2 separate regions of the Homo sapiens genome follow, and region 2 is linked to region 1. A link is a loop called in an ENCODE intact Hi-C map of the cell type or tissue named here. Cell type or tissue: ascending aorta. All regions are shown on one strand. Region 1 overlaps RYR2 (ryanodine receptor 2). Region 2 overlaps ACTN2 (actinin alpha 2).

Region 1 (5,000 bases):
TCCCTCTCCATCTGATGAACATATGATAGACCCCATTCCTTTAAATATCCCCCTTACACTTAGAATTTGCACCCATCCCAAGTTTTGTTAAGTTAAAGACTCAGACATCCCAATTTCCTACTGGACGTCTCATAGACTGTACTCATCTGTAACCAAAGTTTAACTCCATCTTTCATAGCAAACATGTACCATCTCCTGCAATCCTTAGCTCCAGCTGTCTTCCCCTGAGGCAGAAAAAAAGATGGCGCTGGATTAGATACCTTCTCTCACAGCCTGTGTCTAGTTCTCCCCTAAACCCATCACTTTTATCTAAATGTCTATGATGCAAGTAAACCTCTCCATTCTGATGGCATTATCTGGGCTAAGTTCTTGGATTTTGTCACACGAATTACTGCATTTCATTTCCGTGACTCAGATTCTCCCCACCTCTAATCTAAGTTCTCCTTGCCTAACAGAGTTATTATTTTAAAAGAGAACTAACTATTCCACTCTGATCCCCACATCCCTTCCTAACAACCTCAGAATAGAAGCCAGCCCACGGGAATGGCACTAAGGATCTTTCTCTTGTCTACTTTCCACCTTTTCCTCCATTTTCCCCCTAATCACTCTGGAATAATTGCTATTCCCAGAATATGCTTGACATCTCTCTAGTTCTTAAGTTTATATTTCTGTTTGAAACTAATTCCTTATCCAAGTGTCTTAAAATCTCCATTATCTTTTATACAAACCCTACTGACACCATCGACATCTTCTTCCTAAACCTACTGAAAGAGGCAGTTTTAGCTTACGGAATGTTTCCAGGGGACTTATGTCACTCTTGACCATTATCTAGGTCTGCCTGGGAACAGAGGTTAAGACCCAGTACCCAGGTCTCAGAGGGACTTTTCCTGAGATTATGCAGCTGGTTAAATGACTCTTAATTTTCTAAATGGTCCCTATGTATTTTTATTAAATTATAAAAATAAATAATTATTAACTAATAGTTACCTAAGTGTCCATGTTAATATGAAAAATGTCCACTAAAAGATTTAAAGATACATAACAAACCATCCACACAGTACCTTCTCTCACTGCAATCTCTTATTTACATATTCATCTTACTACATTCATTGATTAATTTGTAAGGTAGAGCAGTAGCAAACTATTCTAAATATTTTTATGGTTTTGTAATATTTGTGCACTTTTCTCAGTAGATTCATACTATTGTAATCTTGTCCCAGTGCCAAATAAATTAACATGAGAGAGGTATTATATCAGATTAAATATGAGAGAAAGTGATCAATTCTATCATCTGTATCAATAAATGAGAGGTCATAGCAAAGGGTCCTAAAATTGTACGCAATTTGAGAACTCTGACTTCAAAACTGAGTTTGAGATTAAACATTCTAAAAAGAAAATTAATCAAAACTAATGAGCATTTAATGAAGTTCTAAGTAGTTTAATGCAATGTGGTCACTCTTCTCACTTCGTTAATTTTGTTCAGTGTTTCTTAATATGTTTTAATTATACAAAAATTTTCAGTTCTTCTGTTGGTAGGTAATAGAAATATAACATGAGAAAAAGCTAAGAGGGGGCAACAAATGGATCACTTCAGTGAATCAATGAATGTCAGTAGCCCATCTTGTATGATGCTACTGGCCTGAATGAATAGATCCCTAGTTTTTAAAACATTACATCAAGGCAAAAGAGTGCAAGTCTCAATGCAATGAGCTCAGGTACTAACCTCCGCTGCTCTTCACCATGTTCTCCTGAAGGGACAGTGAGACACTCGTCCATGTGTCCATGCAGCAACCTGAGGACATCACCACCAATGAGATACCCTGTAAGGATAAAAAATCATTCAGGTCTGGACTGTCAGTGTCAGGTGCTGATAGCCAGACAGATCATCTGGTCCAATCTTCTACTTTCGTAAAGAAACTGAAGTCTAGTGAGTCTTAAGGACCTGGCCAAGGTCACAGAGATAGACAGTGCCTGCTGTTCCCTCTGAGTCCTGGGTGCCCGAGTCCCACAGTTAGGGATATTCCCACTAAAAGCATGACCTCAGACACATAAAATCCTCTGTTAAACATACAAACACATTTAGAATCAAATGTGAACCTATGTAAGTTGGAATAACCAGAACATATACAGATATTTCCCTAGGAAACCCTGCTCCTTTGTAAAATTCGTATTCCAGCTATAAGGCATGACCTCAGAAAATAAGAAATCTTGACATTAGTCCAACCAGGCAATACTCTGAGGTCAAAAAATTGAAGAAAACAATCCATAGGAAGCTATCACATAAAGCATACACAAATAAACTAAAGCTGACAGTAGCATAAAAATAAGGGAAGATTAATCTTCACCCAAGCTTCACTGTTAAAATAGCAGTTTAAACAAGATCCTCAAATGTCAGGTATCTGCATTACAGAATATTTAGACACAGACAAAAAGCTCTAATTAACAATCAGCTCATTATCACAATTCCAAAGATGACTGTCAACTTTGCAGCAAGGACAGGCCCTCTAATTGAAGTGGAGTTTTTACCTTGGGCTGCCTCACTTCCTGAGCTGATTGGGGCCACGCTCCAGAGAGTCTGCTGGAAAGCGGCATCCACGTGTAAGCTGCCGTTGCCATAAGACAAGTGCTGTATCAAGAGGCAAAAGGAGGCATCACTTCAGGCTCTGGTAAGCTGTAACATGTAAGTGCTTCTAGGAATGCAAACTTAACGTTGCTGATTTGGTTATGTTCATAGAGAACATCTGTTTCAACCTGTCATTCAAGAATCAAAAAACTAGTCAGAAGAAAAGAAGTTCCTCTCTGAATTTACGGATTTTTAAACTTCATTCTAACAGTTACTGACTTAAGTCAATAATCAAAATATGCATAAATGAATACACTAAATAAGTTTATTTGTAACAAGATACTATTTTTGTTTTAACGATGGTTGATGAACAAAATGAGCACTTAAAATTATAATTAGGTTTTCTACATATCACACTCTGACAGCTTTTTGATGATGAAGTAAGTGAAATCTATTGGACCAAGTTTATGGAGTCTTCATTTTATGAAGTCCTTAGGCGTCTTATGGGGTCTTTTATGGAGTCCTTCAGGAACTGTTATCTGCAATTTGATGCAAAAGCCATTAGATGGCGATATTTCCTAACAGCTATCTAAAACCAAGCTACATTTCTTCCGAAATTCAGATACTAGCACATTTCAGATTTTCCTTCCTAAAAATAGAAACACATTAAAATAAAACATACTTAATATCTTTTAGAGCCATAAGACTGAATTATCAAATGTTAACTAAGAAAAACAAAATTACTTGCTTATTTTACTCATCATAACTTGGCTGCCTCTAGAATTTCAAACATACATAGAGCAACCACCTGTTTTCGTGGAGTCTTCTCAGTAAACATCGCCAATATCCCTGCAATGTTTCTGCAATGCTTTGCCAATGCTGATGACAGCCTAAGTTTTCACAGACTTTAATCAGACCAGAAATTTCCCAGAAATCTTGACCATCTTATTTAGATGATCAGTCACGCCTAAAGTAGTCACCTTAGGTGTACTCCACAGGCCTTTTAAACATCCTACGGGTCTCTTTAACATAAAGATACTATTCTCAAGTCACCATCAAGAAGAGGTCGTTCACTCTCTTTCTCTTAAAAATAAAACCAAAGAAACTTTAAACATTGTGATATGTACACAGTGTTTATCAGTCATTTTTCCAATGAATAAGATTGAAAGTTTACCAGTTGATACATAAGACTTGGCAATAATTTGCTCTTATTCCTCTCCTCAACCTCAACTAGCTGCCTGCTTTTGTACAATTTCTTCTTTACTTCAATCTGTCATTCTTACAGTCTTAGCTGTAATCCCAGCTAAGATTCCTTTATTGACTCAATTTCTTCTCCAGTATGTTAAAACTGTTTAATTGTTTACAAATAAATCATATCCCATCTGCTTTAACAAACAAGCAGAATATATTTCCCTTCAAAGCAATTATCACACAGTGAAATTCTTGGGCTTATTTTCTTTTTCCCTTTTAGAAGCTACCTGACACAGGTTCACAGCTGTGTTCCTAGCATCTGGCAATGTTATCCAGTAAACACGTATGTGGAGAAGCTAACAAAAATCATAAAATCAAAGTATCATAAACATAAAAACACACATTTTAAGCTGTTCCATAAATACTCGTATTTCAATAACCTAGTGTAAAAAAAAGCACGTGCACAGGCACACACACATACAAATCCATGTGAATGACACCGATTTTAACCAAACTCTGAAAATAATTCAAAATACCCGTGCTCATATCTGTGTCCAAGTGAAAGCTCATGTAATATTATGATAAGTAGATTACCATCATTTGTTAATTCATCATGGGTTCACTGAATGTACTATGTATATTAATAGTACACATTCTCCACCCCAAGGGTGCTTGTAATCTCATAGAGTAAAATACATACACAAAATGCTGTACCTCAGTATATAAACATATCACATGTGATATTTTGATACATGCATACAATGTGCAGTGATCATATCAGGGTAATTGAGATATCTATCACCTCAAACATTACACACAACACTTTTTATATACTGAGGTACAGCATTTTGTGTATTTTGTGTATGTATATGCATATGTAAAATATATACATATTTATGGGCTACATGTGATATTTTGTACCAATAAAATAAATTATGTACCAATTAAATTAAAAAATAAATACGGCCGGGCATGGTGGCTCACGCCTGTAATCACAGCACTATGGGAGACTGAGGCAGGTGGATCACGAGGTCAGGAGATTGAGACCATCCTGGCTAACATGGTGAAACCCTGTCTCTACTAAAAATACAAAAAATTAGCCAGGCATGGTGGCAGGCACTTGTAATCCCAGTTACTCAGGAGGCTGAGGCAGGAAAATGGTGTGAACCCGGGAGGCAGAGCTTGCAGTGAGCCGAGATCACGCCACTGCACTGCAGCCTGGGCGAAAAGAGCGAGACTACTTCTC
Region 2 (5,000 bases), 630 kb after region 1:
GCCAAGCACGAATGCCAGGAATGGCATGTCTGTTTCCTCTGTGCTGGGCGCGCCATTGTTGTGTGTCTATCTGCTGCCTTCTGAAATCAGTGCCAATGTTGTACAAAATACACCGGCATAAAAATGGTTTTTATTTACAACACTGTTGCCTTTTTTGTTAGAAGGATGTAGTGGACTCCTGCTAAAGCAGAAGGAAATCTGTCAATGCAGACCTTATCAGAAGCCAGGATCCGGAAGGAGGCGATGACCTGCTCGGCAGTGTCGGTGTCAGCCGTCTCTCTAGTCATGAAGTCGATGAAGGATTGGAAGGTGACGGTGCCTTGCCCGTTGGGATCTACCAGGGTCATAATGCGGGCAAATTCGGCTTCACCCTGGGGCAAAGTGGCAAAGAAACATGTACACGAACGGTACACAACTCTCAACAGAGCCGTTTTCATTCTTTCCCTGGTGACATGCCAATTCCTTTATGTCTGAAAACTGAATTATTACCTGCGTTTCCCTTCAGTCTTTGGACAAGATTCCCCTTAAGGGTGACTAAGGTTTACTGCTACCAAACAATTTTAAAAGTTGCTGGAGCTTCAAACCAGAAGCTTGTAAATGTCAGAAGTCTTTCCTCTCTGGGACCCACTGCTGGCCTTGATGGGTCACGTGACGTAATTATGGAAGAGGAGGTCAAAGCGGGAGCTGAGCCCTTTCCTCAGATTACAACTAGGAAAGCGATGCTGCCAAACTGAAGGCAGCTCAGAACATGGCTGTCACGACTGTAGTTTACAGTCCCAAAGAGAATCAAGGGAGGCCAGGTTAAAAATACTCATTAATGGGTAACAGAGAAGTGTCTGATATACTAGGACTATCCCAGCCCACAGGGAAATGTAAGTTTATCTTGGCTGATTTACGACTAAACCTTTTTTACCTTTCAGCATATTAGAGGAAAAAGCACTTGAAAAATCATTAGGTTCCTACTAAAAGCCACTGAAGTATACACTTTAAATGGGTAAACCGTAGTACGTGAGTTATATCTCAGTAAAGCTGTTTAAAACAATCAAAAAGCCTATGTTCTCATCTCCTTCACTAGAAAAAATAATCTGACCAATTATTGAATAAAAATAAATGCTTTGGTTCTGTGACTTTTTTTTTTTTTGATGGAGTTTCACTCTTGTCATCTAGGCTGGAGTGCAGTGGTGCAATCTCAGCTCACTGCAACCTCCGCCTCCCAGGTTCAAGCCATTCTCCTGCCTCAACCTCCCAAGTAGCTGGGACTACAGGTGCCCGCCACCACAGCTGGCTAATTTTTGGATTTTTAGTAGAGAAGAGGTTTCACCATATTGGTTAGGCTGGTCTCAAACCCCTGACCTCAGGTGATCCATCCGCCTCGGCCTCCCAAAGTGCTGGGATTACAGGCGTGAGCCACTGCGCCAGGCCTCGTGACTTTATTTTTATATAATAACAGTGAGACCTTCAAAAAATATTATCCTATATAATGAAAACGAACCAATCCCAAATGCACTACCTTGGTTTGAGCTTGTCATCTTTTATAACAGAAATCCAAATTCAATAAAATATCAAATCTTAGTACAATTTCAACTTCTGTCTTACCAGGTCATAACCCATGGAAATCAGGCAGGCTCTGAAATCCTCATGATCCATCAGGCCATTCTTCCTCTGTTGGCAAAAACAAAGGACAGAGCAGGTGAGCACAGGGCAAGATGAGCAACTCTACTTGACCAACTGAACAAAGATCTGGTAAGAGAAGCACTTTGAGCTCTGCCAAGGTCGTAAATGTCACCACTGACTTGCGAGAAGGATGGAGCCAGCACAAGGATGTTACAAACTAGTTTCTTAAAAATGAAAAAGAGGGGAGAGGAGGGTAAAGACCAGACAAAAACGAAAGGAGACCACACACTCAAGAAAACAGCAAAAGGAACTAGTCAGGAGCTCACTACTGCCACCTACTGACAAAGAATCATTCATGTTTAATTTGAACAAACTTCTAAACATGGTAAGTTCTGCATTGTACTCCTTGGACTTTTGTTGCAAAAGATTGTGATCATCTTGGATTCAAATCAATGTGCTTTCTTCCTATAAAGTAGCCCCAATGAGTGAGAGTGTCTTTCAACAAGAGATGGTTGTGTACAGGGATGACGATCCATCATTTCCCTCCTTGGAAGAAAAATGACTTGGGCTTTAATGAATGCAGATACGTCAAATCACAGCATGCTGCTGCACAATAAAGGTGTGCTGAAGCTATAAGAACGTCAATATCCATCTCTGTGGATAATTTTTTACTTATGCCTAGCTCTCTGATCAGAAGTCCACTGTCTGAATCCTCCAAAAGGCCCAAATCTGACTGGTCTATCTAGCCCAGAGGCATTTTAGGAACGACTGATGGACATTTGCAAATCATAACAGGGCTCCATGCAAAGTAATGGTACATCCCTTTTAGTGATCTTTAAGAATTGGAACGTAGCTAGTCGTGGTGGCTCACGCCTGTAAGCTCAGCACTTTGGGAGGCTGAGGCAGATGGATCACCTGAGGTCAGGAGTTCAAGACCAGCCTGGCCAACATAGTAAAACCCTGTTTCTAGTAAAAATACAAAAAATTAGCCAGGCATGGTGGCATATGCCTGTAATCCCAGCTACTTGGGAGGCTGAGGCAGGATAATCGCTTGAACCTGGGAGGTGGAGGTTGCAGGGAGCTGAGATCACACCATTGCACTCCAGCCTGGGCACCAAAAGCACAACTCCATCTCAAAAACAGAACAAAACAAAACAAAACAAAACAAAACAAAAAGAAAAAAGGCCAGGTGCGGTGGCTCACACTTGTAATCCTAGCACTTTGGGAGGCCAAGGTGGGTGGATCATGAGATCAGGATATTGAGACCATCCTGCCTAACATGGCGAAACCCCGTCTCTACTGAAAAAAAAAAAAAAAAATTAGCCAGGCATGGTGGCAGGTGCCTATAGTCCCAGATACTAGGGAGGCTGAGGCAGGAGAATTGCTTGAGCCCGGGAGGCGGAGGTTGCAGTGAGCCGAGATCATGCCACTGCACTCCAGCCTGGTGACAGAGCGAGACTCCGTCTCATTAAAAAAAAAAAAGAAAAGAATTGGAGTGTGCCTTAATAGTCACTCACTTCCAGCCACAGGATTAGTAAATAGTATTTTCTCATAAAGAATTGGTTCTACTCAATATTATTCAAATCAGAATACTAGATGATATTTTTAAAGCAGCACTTAGCTTTTTATATGCTTTTACTACAAAAATTATCACCATTTTATTGCTGCATGTCCTTAAAAGAGATCATGCATCAATTTTGTTAATTAAAACAGAAAACTGAGTTTTATATGTTGAAAGAATGGGTTAAATTATGACCAGATGCTTTTCCTAAACAGTTGCTTAGGAAAAGCATATCAGAGTTTTGTATTTAAGTCTTTACGAAATGACCTAAAGCCAACAATCACATTTTGTGAAGAATACACTTTGACTTAGAACAAATCAGCTTTGATGTCAACTACAAATGCATTCTATTAAGTGATCTGTATGAAACAGCACACAAACCTGGACTTTGTGTCACCTTGAGCAACATCAAAGCTTAGGACACTTAGTTTTGGTGGCTATTTTCTTTTGTCATTAACTATCCTGTTTCCCTGTAAATGTTGTGGAGCCTTAAGACTTAAAACGAGAGCATGCATATTATTTCAGATACATTGTTTAATGTCCCCAGTATTGCCCTTCAAATAAGTAGAGAGTGGTACCCTGTCAAAGTGGTTGAAGGAGGCTCTGAACTCATTCATCTGCTCCTGGGTGATGCCCTTCGCATCTCTCGTCAGGATCTGAGTCTCCACCTCATTGATGGTTCTGGCGATGGTTGTCAGCAGCAGCTCCCATCCAACACGAATGTGCTATTGAGGGAAAAGGGGAAAGATCAGTTCTAAGTCTCTCCAGCATGTCAACTCTGCCTCTTTACTTTCATAACAGTACAGCCGACTCAAAGGGCTTACTAAGCAGGGCTCATGATAGCCTTCCCCACACTTGAAAAAAAATTCTACTTTGTCATCTGTTGCAAGATTCTGTAGTGAGAAGTACTCACAAGCACCCACCAGGGTTCTAACAGTGGCAGCGGGCACTCTGCAGTATATACTCTATAACCAGGGTTCTAACGGTGGCAGCGGGCACTCTGCAGTATATACTCTATTACCAGGGTTCTAACAGTGGCAGCGGGCACTCTGTAGTATATACTCTATAACCAGGGTTCTAACGGTGGCAGCGGGCCCTCTGCAGTATATACTCTATTACCAGGGTTCTAACAGTGGCAGCAGGCACTCTGCAGTATATACTCTATTACCAGGGTTCTAACAGTGGCAGCGGGCACTCTGTAGTATATACTCTATAACCAGGGTTCTAACAGTGGCAGCGGGCCCTCTGCAGTATATACTCTATTACCAGGGTTCTAACAGTGGCAGCGGGCACTCTGCAGTATATACTCTATTACCAGGGTTCTAACGGTGGCAGCGGGCACTCTGCAGTATATACTCTATAACCAGGGTTCTAACGGTGGCAGCGGGCACTCTGCAGTATATACTCTATAACCAGGGTTCTAACAGTGGCAGCGGGCCCTCTGCAGTATATACTCTATTACCAGGGTTCTAACAGTGGCAGCGGGCCCTCTGCAGTATATACTCTATTACCAGGGTTCTAACGGTGGCAGCGGGCACTCTGCAGTATATACTCTATAACCAGGGTTCTAACGGTGGCAGCGGGCACTCTGCAGTATATACTCTATTACCAGGGTTCTAACGGTGGCAGCGGGCACTCTGCAGTATATACTCTATTACCAGGGTTCTAACGGTGGCAGCGGGCACTCTGCAGTATATACTCTATTACCAGGGTTCTAACGGTGGCAGCGGGCACTCTGCAGTATATACTCTATTACCAGGGTTCTAATGGTGGCAGCGGGCACTCTGCAGTACATACTCTATAACCAGGGTTCTAACGGTGGCAG

Evidence for each region. A loop is a pair of places that touch in the nucleus more often than their neighbours do. Peaks named below come from ENCODE experiments on the same cell type or tissue, not always from the same donor. Only the 100,000 strongest peaks of a DNase experiment are listed, where the experiment ranks them.
Region 2: it touches region 1 in a loop (3-fold over the local background); 31 of 110 quality-filtered maps call a loop at or near these places.

What each region holds. Positions count from the first base shown.
Region 1 is chr1:237,384,907-237,389,906 of GRCh38, reverse strand. RYR2 (ryanodine receptor 2) reads right to left here. Exons shown (of 105, transcript NM_001035.3): 9 at 2,527-2,626; 10 at 1,724-1,820. Among named protein-coding and RNA genes, the nearest start is that of MIR4428, 84 kb to the left of the region's middle. In ascending aorta, a CTCF peak has its summit at 3,120 (motif pointing right); no DNase peak of the experiment used is centred here; H3K27ac peaks cover 805 bases.
Region 2 is chr1:236,756,386-236,761,385 of GRCh38, reverse strand. ACTN2 (actinin alpha 2) reads right to left here. Exons shown (of 21, transcript NM_001103.4): 18 at 3,754-3,900; 19 at 1,597-1,662; 20 at 213-371. Among named protein-coding and RNA genes, the nearest start is that of MTR, 36 kb to the left of the region's middle. In ascending aorta, a CTCF peak has its summit at 1,949 (motif pointing left); no DNase peak of the experiment used is centred here.